2 separate regions of the Homo sapiens genome follow, and region 1 is linked to region 2. Evidence: read pairs that join two places in POLR2A ChIA-PET (ENCODE). Cell type or tissue: K562. All regions are shown on one strand. Links, peaks and the distances in the headings refer to the core of each region. The heading gives the core; the rest is flanking DNA.

Region 1 (5,376 bases), core at 251-5,250, 350 kb before region 2:
CGTGCAGCGGCTCCCAGAGCCTTGGCAAGCCAACACCAGCCCTGTCCTACACTGCTCACCATACAAGAATCGCACGATTAACAGCAGTTCTAAGAGATGCGTGTCCTTATTAGCCCCACGATGCACATGGGGAAACCGAAGTCCAAAAAGGTTACCTGAGCACCCAAGGTTGCACAGCCAGTGACCTGTGAAGCTGGATTCAAAGCCAGAGTCTCCCCACCTTGGACCACGGTGTCCAAGGTGGAACATGCAAGTAGATGTTCAACTCTGAAGGCACACTCATACTGTCTAACACTTAGCAGGTTGGCAATGATTTTTTTAAAAGTTAGGCCAGGCGTGGTGGCTCACACCTGTAATCCCAGCACTTTGGGAACCCAAGGTGGGTGCATCGCTTGAGTCCAGGAGTTTGAGACCAGCTTGGGCAACATGGTGAAACCCCGTCTCTACAAAAAAATACAAAAGCCCAGGCACACTGGCTCACGCCTGTAATCCCAGCACTTTGGGAGGCCGAGGCGGGTGGATCACCTGAAGTCAGGAGTTCTAGACCAGCCTGGCCAACATGGTGAAACCCCATCTCTACTAAAAATACAAAAATTAGCCGGGCATGGTGGTGTGTGCCTGTAATGCCAGCTACTTGGGAGGCTGAGGCAGGAGAATTGCTTGAACCCAGGAGGCAGAGATTGCAGTTAGCTGAGATTGCGCCATTGTACTCCAGCCTGGGCAACAAGAGCAAAACTCCATCCTGAAGAAAAAAAAAAAAAATTAGCCGGGCATGGTGGTGCATGACTGTGGTGCCAGCTACTTGGAAGGCTAAGGCAGGAGAATCACTTAGGCCCAGGAGGGAGAGGTTGCAGTGAGCCGAGATCACACCACTGCACTCCAGCATTGGTGACAGAGTACGATCTTATCTCAAAAAAAAAGTTGATAAGGTCAGGGGTGGCCCATGCCTGTAATCCCAGTGTTTTGGGAGGCCAAGGTGGGAAGATTACTTGAGGCCAGGAGTTCAAGATCAGCCTGGCCAACACAGCAAGACCCCCATCTCTAAAAAAAAAAAAAAAAATGAGCTGGGTGTGCACCTGTAGTCCCAGCTACTTGGGAGGCTGAGATGGGAGGATCACTTGAGGCCAGGAGGTCAAGGTTGCTGTGAGCCATGATCACACCACTGCACTCCAGGCTGGGCGACAGAGCGAGACAGTCTCTACAAATAATAAATTAAATTTAAAAATTTAAGAAGTTGACAACACCACTGGTGAAGGTGCTCTGTGATCCAGCCATTTGGCAACACCCACAACATTCCTAGGAGCACAGCCCTGGATGGGGGTTCATCTGGGGAGTTCACCTTTGGCTGATGCACATGTGCAAAATAACTGGATAAAAGCAGTTATTACCTGAAATAACAAAATATCATCCTATAATAATACTGCCTGTAATAAAAGATTAGAAACCACCTCAAGTTTAACCAATAGAGGCTAGCACGGTGGCTCACATCTGTAATCCCAGCACTTTAGGAGGCCGAGATGGGCAGATCACCTGAGGTCTGGAGATCGAGACCAGCCTGGCCAACCAACATGGTGAAACCTCGTCTCTACTAAAAATACAAAAATTAGCTCGGTGTGGTGGTGGGCACCTTTAGTCTCAGCTACTAGGGAGGCTGAGGCGGGAGAACTGCTTGAACCCGGGAGGCAGAGGTTGTGGTGAGCCAAGATTGTGCCACTGTACTCCAGCCTGGGCAACAGAGCGAGACTCCTTCTCAACAAAAGCAACAACAACAACAAAGTTTAACCAAAAGAGACTGGCCAAATGCACTGATAAACACACATCAGGGACATTTCCATCATGGGGCTTCCAGAGTCTCGCTCTGTCTCCCAGGCTGGAGTGCAGTAGCACGATCTTGGCTCACTGCAGCCTCCGCCTCCTGGATTCAAGCAATTCTTGTGCCTCAGTCTCCCAAATAGCTGGGACTACAGGCACCTCCCACCATGCCTGGCTAAGTTTGTATTTTTAGTAGAGATGGGGTTTCACCATGTTGGCCAGGCTTGCCTTGAACTCCTGACCTCAAGTGATCCACCCGCCTTGGCCTCCCAAAGTGTTGGGATTACAGGCGTGAGCTACAGCATCTGGCCCACACTGACTATTCAAACTCTCACATAGTACATGAAGTCACAGGTGTGGAAAGGTCTGGAAAAATTTACAACAAAGGGCAACAGCATGGGTACAATTTGCCTTTGGCAATTCCAGCTTCCATCCACACACATCCACTTCCTCCCTACTTGCATTACAGGAGGAAAAGCTCCCCTCCACATTTCAGGAACTGCAGCCTAGGTGCACAATGGGACTCACTGACAGCATCAAACCACCTATATGGCTGCCCTGAGACAAAGCTCCATGGCCCTCTGTAGACTCCCCACCAGCCCCTGCTCTCTGGGGAACCCAAGGGGCCTGGCTCCTCCATTGCCCAGTGGCCCCAGGTGCCTCGGCCCTCCAGGCTCTCTCCTCCATCTCTCCTCCCACCTGTGCTCAAGTACTACCTCTACCACCTCTCCTGAGACTACTGATAATGTGCTTGTACTGAGCGCTTCTTTTCAAAGAACCTGTACTACATTTTTTTTTCTACCATTAGTAACAAAGTTTCCCACAACCAAGGCCCTGGGACACATCCCAGTAGAGGTGCTTTCTTGCTAACAACAAGAAGAGGGGGCTGTGCATGGTGACTCATGCCTGTAATCCCAGCACTTTAAGAGGCCAAGGTGGGAGGATCATCTGAGGTCAGGAGTTCGAGACCAGCCTGGGCAACATGGCGAAAACCCGTCTCTAAAAAAAAATTTAAAAATTAACCAGGTGTGGTGGCACGTGCCTGTCGTCCCAGCTACTCGGGAGGCTGAGGTGATCGCCACTGCACTCCAGCCTGGATGACAGAGTGAGACCCTGTGTCAAAAAAAAAAAAGAAAGAAAAGGGGAGGTGTAGGAACTATGTGCAACACTAGCCTTGTTAGGTTGAAAGAGTGGGTACCACACCCAGAAGACTGGATTGAGATAGAAGAAAAGAGGTTGAGAATCTTAAAAACTACTTTATTTACCCTCATGCTAAATAAAGTCTCATCAGACATTAAAGGCCCTGTCTTGGGGCAAGAGAAGGGGGGAAAAAAAAAAAAAAAAACAGATACACAAAGAGGAACCAGAAAAGGTGAGGGGGAAGCGTTTGGGTGGCGGGGGTATATGCCAATGCTGCTGAGAAGGCAGGTGGCACCACGAGGGAGGGAGTAGGTGAGGTTTGGCAACAGGGATGTCATCACCCCCAGGACAAAGGTGAAAGAGGGTCTGACTTGCTTTGAGAGGCTTCCCAGGCTTTGATGCAAAATGTGCCACGTGTTTGTTGGCTCTGGGACCTGAAGCCAAGTTCTGCTACCTTCTTTGTAAAGTGGGGTAACGTGCAATTTACAGGGCAGTCAGAGTCACATGAGATGTTAAGGGGGATGATCCTTGGGCACAGTTTAGGTGTCTGACCAGGGCCTTACGGCAGGAGCATGTGTCACTGTTACAGGACGGCAGGGGCTCAGCAAGCACCTCACAAGCCCCACCAGGAATCCCGGCCCCGGCCCAAGGCCCTGCAGGTGCCAGAGGGCCTACTGAGCAATGGGGTGAATAACGGCTCCTAACCCCTTTCTGGGGTGTGGGCAACAGTGGTTGGCTCCAGGATTTCCATTTTACTCTCACCTGCCAACAGGTTTTTGGTACTCAGCATCTGTATAGCAGGTGTAACGTCCTGGCATTTGCTGGCGGAATCGATTTCACCCTCTTGACTTCTTTCCTGAATCTATCTCGCACTGCTTGCTCCAAAAACCCTTAGCCCTCTATGTCTTGGCTATTGAGAACTTTCTTCAACCTCCGCTCAAATCTCTTGTCAAAATTCCCACTCCCTAGAGCTTTCACTGATTATTAGATCTAACTACTTAAAAACATTTACGTCAACTTCATTTAACTCTAATGAAAAGCATCACAGAACAGTTTGAAAGCAGGGGGGCTTCTATTGCTTCTTCATATTCAAAACAATTTTGTTTATTAGTCTTCCATGGAGACAAATATGTTAAAACTACAGGGTTGGCCAGGCGCGGTGGCTCACGCCTGTAATCCCAGCACTTTGGGAGGCCGAGGCAGGCGGATCACTTGAGGTCAGGAGATTGAGGCCATCCTGGCCAACCTGGTGAAACCCCGTCTCTATTAAAAATACAAAAATTAGCTGGCTGTTGTGGCGGGTGCCTGTAGTCCCAGCTACTCAGGAGGCTGAGACAGGAGAATCGCTTGAACCCGGGAGGCGGAGGCTGCACTGAGCCGAGATCACGCCACTGCACTCCAGCCTGGCGACAGAGTGGGACTCTGTCTCAAAAATAACAACAACAACAAAAACAAACAAACAAACTGCAAGGTAGGCTGGGCTCACACCTGTAAATCCCAACACATCGGGAGGCTGAGACTGGAGGATCACTTGAGGCCAGGAGTTTGAGATCAACCTGGGCAACACAGTGAGAACCCCAAACCTCATATCTACCAAAAAAAATTTTTTTTTTATATAGCTGGGCATGGTGGTGCACACCCACAGTCCCAGCTACTCAGAAGGCTGAGGCTGTAGGATTGCTTGAGCCCAAGAGGTTGAGGCTGCAGTGAGCTATGATTGTGCCACTGTACCCCAGGCTTGAGTGACAAAGCAAGACTCTGTCTCTCTAATATAACAAAACAAGGCTGGGCACTGTGGCTTACACCTGTAATCCCACCACTTTGGGAGGCTGAGGGGTGGCAGATCATCTGAGGTCAAGAGTTTGAGACCAGCCTGGGCAACATGGTGAAACCCTGTCTCTACTAAAAATACAAAATTAGCTGGGTGTGGTGGCACATGCCTGTAATCCCAGCTACTCGGGAGGCTGAGACAGGAGAATCGCTTAACCCTGGAGGTGGAGGCTGCAGTGAGCCGAGATCATGCCACTGCACTCCAGCCTGGGTGAGACAGAGCGAGACTCTGTCTCAAAAAATAAACAAATAAAGTAACAAAACAAAACTAACTGGGGGTGGTGGCTCACACCTATAATCTCAGCACTTTGGGAGGCAAGGGGGGAGGATCGCTTCAGCTCAGGAGTTTGAGACCAGCAACAGAGTGAGATCCTGTCTCTACAGAAAAATCAAAAAATTAGCTGGGTATGGTGGTGTGTGCCTGTGTTTCCAGCTACTCAGAAGGCAGGTGGATGGCTTGAACCTAGGAGGTTGAGGCTGCAGTGAGTGGAGACAGTGCCATTATACTCCAGCCTGGGTGACAGAATGAGACCTTGTCTCAAAAAACCAATTTGTTTGTTGAAATAAACAAACCAAAACAAACCAACAAAAAAA
Region 2 (5,376 bases), core at 269-5,268:
TTTACATAATTCAAAAAAGTACAATTAAGTTATTATGACCATAGGTATCCTGTTGTGCTATGAAATAGTAGGTACTATTCATTCTTTCTAACTACTTTTTGTACCCATTAACCATCCCCACATCACCTCCTACTCCCTGCTACCTTCCCAGCCTCTGGTAACCATTATTCTACTTTCTATGTACATGAGTTTCAAATGTTTTGATTTTTAGATTCCATAAAAAAGTGAGAATATGTGATGTTTGCCTTTCTGGGCCTGGCTTATTACACTTAATATAATGATCTCCAGTTCCATCCCTGTTGTTGCAAATGACAGACTCTTATTCTATTTTATGGCTGAATAGTACTCCATCGTGTGTATTTACCACATTTTTTATGCATTCATCTGTTGATGGACACTTAGATTGCTTCCAAATCTTAGCTAAACAGTGCTGCAGCAAACATAGGAGTGCAGCTATTTCTCTGATATACTGATTTTCTTTATTTTGGATATGTATCCAGCAGTGAAATTGCTGGATCATATGGTAGCCCTATTTTTAGGTTTTTTGAGGAACCTCCAATCGTTCTCCATAGTGGCTGTACTAAATCCAAGAACATTCAAAATCATATTTATATCAGTGCTAAAAAGTGTGACTTGACTTCAAACAATAGCCAGTAGTTGGTAGGAATACAAGTATAAGTTTGCTAAAAATATGATTTGTCATTTATATGAATATTTCTGTTCCCAGAACAATCTCATGTAGACTGGCTTCTGGAATCTCTCCTACCTCCTACTGAGCTGACTCTCCTGGAGCCTGGCCGTAACGGTGCAGGGCTGGAAGCTATATACTACAAGCACATGCTGTATGGCATCCAGCACTAACCTGGGCAGATGACGGCGAAACAATGTGTGATATTTCCATTTGATTTATTTTCCTTCTTTCTCTATAGAAAGTGTTATTATAAAACTGTTATGTTGAAGGAACACAAAATTTGAAGGAAAGGAATCAAACATAAATGTTAAATGTTTATGTGTGTTTATACTGTTGATCTATGATATCTCTTGTAGTTACTGTTCAACATTTCTATTTTATATGCTTTTGTAAAATAAACAACATATTTTATACAAAAACTCTCATGTGTGCTAGTTGAAAGTAATGCCACCTAAATGCAATAACAGAATTTGAGGAGACTAAAATGTGTTGATTTGAGAGACAGTAAGAGTAATTTAGAACAAGTCCCCATCTGGCTCTGAAATCTAATCCTTTGCTGGTATCCCTACACCTGAAAACCTGCAGGCTTTGCACCCGCTGCAGACAGATGACATTGAGTTAAATTCATGGGTCTCCACTGAGGGTCACAATAGGCTGGTGTGGCACAGTGCATTCTGGGAGATACACAACTGAGGGACAGTAGGCTGGGCGCGGTGGCTCACACCTGTAATCCCAGCACTTTGGCAGGCCGAGGCGGGCAGAACACGAGGTCAGGAGATCGAGACCATCCTGGCTAACACGGTGAGACCCTGTCTCTACTAAAAATACAAAAAATTAGCCGGACATGGTTGGGGGGCACCTGTAGTCCCAGCTACTTGGGAGGCTGAGGCAGGAGAATAGCATGAACCTGGGAGGAAGAGGTTGCAGTGAGCCGAGATTGTGCCACTGCACTTCAGCCTGGGCGACAGAGCAAGACTCTGTCTCAAAAACACAAAAACAGACAAACAAACAAAGAACTGAGGGACAGTATATCCCCAGTGGACACCGATCCATAATCAGCCCCAGTCACTGCACAGACTGGGTGTATGGTGTCCTCAGTGCCTGCTGCTCCCGTGTAAATGAACAGCAGGAGATCCTAGGGTATTAGTGAATTATATATTCATTTCCAACGTCACACTCAAGATGAAGTCTCTACAGTATTTGAAATTGAACTTGGACAGCTTCAACTATTTTTGTTTCAAAAAATATTATATATACAAAAATACCCTATTTCTGAAGGTAATTGGAGTTTATTTTACTTCCACAATAATACTAAACATAAATGGTTAGCGTATTATAAAGTGGTGTGTCTAGGCATGGACAGCAGAAGGCACTTGGAGCCTGTTCCTGAGGGTCTGGGGGTGTTCGGAGCTGAGACCAGCCACTTCCCCTGTCTGGTGCTCTCTGTTCAGGGCTCACAGCTGTGATCTCCTCACCCCTGAACGGCTCACAGCACTACTCATACTTATCCCTATGGCGCCCTCAGGCAGAAGAGTCTGATCCAGAGCTCAGGGTGGGATCAGAAAAGTTCCCATTTGCATGAGGAGATCCTCCCTGCCTCAGAGTATAAAGAGAGAAAAGGAGAGAGTTGGGAAAAGCTTTACTTCAACTGTGGGGCAAAAAGGCAGGACTCAGGACAATCTCAAGAATGGCCTGGTCCCATTTCCTGCTCACCCCCTTTATTCACTGCACAGGTGACTGGACATGGGGCCACGGAAGGGGCCCTGGGGAGCCCATGGAGAGCTGCTTTCTCCTCTTATTTATAGACCCAGAATCACCATGTCTGTGTCTTTCCCACTTTCAGGGCCTTGGGTCCCATCTGCGCTGATTCAGTCACCCTCAGTCCCTGGGGCTCTGGGCCAGAGGGTCACCATCTCCTGCACTGGAAGCAGCTCCACTTTGGTTATTGGTGTGATGTACACTGGTTCCAGCAGCTCCAAGGAATGACCCCCAAACTCCTCATCTATAAAAACAATTGGTGACACCTGTGGGTCCCTGACAATTCTCTGGCTTCAAGTCTGGCAACTCCATTTTTGTGACCATCACTGTGCTACAGCCTGAAGATGAGGCTGATTATCACTGCCAATTCTACAAAAACAGCCTGAGTGCTTTCACAGTGCTCCGGGTTGAAGTAAGTCAGACCAAAACACACAGTGTGCCCAGCCATGAAGCTCTCCCATGCACCCCCTACTCTGCAGCTAAGTCAATGTGTTCTCTCACTTGTTTGTCCTAAAACTGGGGCCTGAGAACTTCTTCAGGGTAATTTTTCTAGGGAATGTGTCCTCACCCTCTCAATATCTGCCCCAAATTCACTCTTTGGCAACAATACCATGTGCTCTTTTCTCAGAGGTAGCAGCTGGTACTGAATGCCAGAGGCCAGCTGCCCTGTGGTGGAGTACATATGGGTGAATCAGTCGGCTGGGGCTTCCACAACAACACACCACAGACTGGAGTCTTCACCAACAGATATGTACTGTCTCACTGTTCTGGAGTCTGAAAGGACCAGATGAAGGTGCCACCCCGTTTGGTTTTCTCTTTGCCCTCTTTCCTTTGCTTCCAGATGGCTCTTTTCTCACTGTGTCCTCACATGGCCACCCCCAGGTCTGCATGTGGTTTTTGTACACATTTCTTATGAAGTCTTTAGTCCTTTTGGATTAGAGACTCATTCCTATGACTTCATTGAATCTTAATAATCTTAGTGTCCAGATCTCCCAATACAGACAAATTGGTAACTTAGTTATAACATAAAAAATCAGGGGGCCAGGCTCGGTGGCTCACTTCTGTTAATCCCAGCACTTTGGGAGGCTGAGGTGGGTGGATCACGAGGTCAGGAGATTGAGACCATCCTGGCTAACACGGTGAAACTCCATCTTTACTAAAAATACAAAAAATTAGCTGAGCATGGTGGTACATGCCTGTAGTCCCAGCTACTCGGGAGGCTGAGGCAGGAGAATCACTGGAACCAGGAGGTAGAGGCTGCAGTGAGCCAAGATCACCCACTGCACTCCAGCCTGTGTGACAGAGCAAGACTCCATCTCAAAAAAAAAAAAAAATTCGGGGTGGATGCAATATAATTTGTAACAAAGGATCAGGGGTCCAGGGACCCAGAGTCCATCTGTGTCTGACCCAGGAGAGGTGATGCTGCAGAGGCCACCTGGTCACTCCATTCCTCTGAGCTCCTACTATGTGCAGATTCTGGATGTGTTCTTGGTGCTCAGGGTACAGCGTGGATAAGACAGGATGGTCCCTGTCCTCCAGGAACTGATGCTATTTAGGGGAAAACAGAACACATCAGTAAATGTATCAATAGGAATATGACATGTTTTAGGAAAATGAAGAGAGGTGTGTTTTGGTGAGGTGGGGTGAGCAGACTTAGAGGAGTTGACGACAAAGATGCAGCGACTGATTAAGGTTGTAAAATTCACCTGCTGCAACATAAAGTGAACTAAGAGGAAGTGAGGGTCCAGGCAGGGCCATATGAGGCTCTGGTTTTGACACAAACATTAGGCTGTGGAGTCCTGGACATGGGCGGAACACGCAAACGGTGAAAGGTCATGTCTGCATGGTTCAGAAGTGGGAGGTGCTGAGGAATGGAGTGTGGGGAGACAGGGACCACAGCTGGGATCTCGGGACCTGTGAGGGGTATGGGTGAGCAGCAGCTAAGTGAGAAAACATTAAGGACCCTGTGTAGTTGACACAAGATTATTGACATCTTAAGTTTTCAATAAATACAATCAGCGCTGACAAATGTGGCCGTGCCTCAGAAGAGCTAGAAATGTTTATGTCTAGGTAACTCTCATGTTCTGTAGAACTTCACTTGTATTTTTTTGGTTTTAAAGGATTATTATAAGAGCAGACGTTTATGAATATACTCCATTCTTTTATCCTCAATATTGCCCATCTCTTAAAATCCTTTGGCTTTACACACACCTACAACAAACTGATCTTCAAAAATTGATAAAAATAAACGATGTGTAAAGGATACCCTATTCAATAAATGATGCTGAGAAAACTGGCCTACAATGCAGAAAAGTAAAACTGGACCCCTACCTCTTACCATATAAAAAATTAATTCCAGATGAATGAAGACTTAAATGTAAGACCTCCAACTATTAAAATCTTAGAAGAAAAGTTGGAAAATACTCTTGTGGACATTGGTGTGGGCAAATAATGTATGTCTAATCATCAAAAGAAATTGCAACAAAAAACTTGACAATCAGAACCAGATAAAACTAAGGAGCTCCTGCATGGCAAAAGAAACTCTCATCAGAGTAAACAGACAGCCTACGCAATGGGAAAAATATTTGCAAACTATGCATCTAACAAAGGACTAATATCCAGAATCTATAAGAAAGCTAAGTCAACAAAAAAATTTAACTCCATTAAAAAGTGGACAAAGGACATGGTCACTTCTCAAAAGAAGACAAAAAAGCAGCCAGCAAACATGAAAACATGCAGAACTTCACTTATCAGAGAGGTGCAAATCAAAACCACATGGGATATCATCTCATACCAGTGAGAATGGGTATTATTAAAAAGTCTAAAAATAACAGATGCTGGCAAGAATACAGAAAAAAAGGAATGCTTATACATTGTTGGTGGGGATGTAAATTAGTACAGCTTCTGTGGAAAGCAGTTTGGAGATT

The links. ChIA-PET counts read pairs that join two places held together with the same protein. Peaks named below come from ENCODE experiments on the same cell type or tissue, not always from the same donor. Only the 100,000 strongest peaks of a DNase experiment are listed, where the experiment ranks them.
Region 1: POLR2A ChIA-PET joins it to region 2 with 5 read pairs; 1 of 35 experiments calls an interaction of 5 or more read pairs at or near these places.

The regions. Positions count from the first base shown.
Region 1 is chr22:21,728,400-21,733,775 of GRCh38, forward strand. The region is part of intron 1 of YPEL1 (yippee like 1); the gene reads right to left. Among named protein-coding and RNA genes, the nearest start is that of YPEL1, 4.7 kb to the right of the region's middle. RefSeq lists a silencer at 1,608-1,795. In K562, for the core only: no CTCF peak of the experiment used is centred there; DNase peaks (open chromatin) are centred at 2,405, 2,617 and 3,342; H3K27me3 peaks cover 4,064 bases.
Region 2 is chr22:22,077,392-22,082,767 of GRCh38, forward strand. It overlaps IGL and the pseudogene IGLVI-63. Among named protein-coding and RNA genes, the nearest start is that of TOP3B, 97 kb to the left of the region's middle. In K562, for the core only: no CTCF peak of the experiment used is centred there; DNase peaks (open chromatin) are centred at 2,213 and 2,449; H3K27me3 peaks cover 2,419 bases.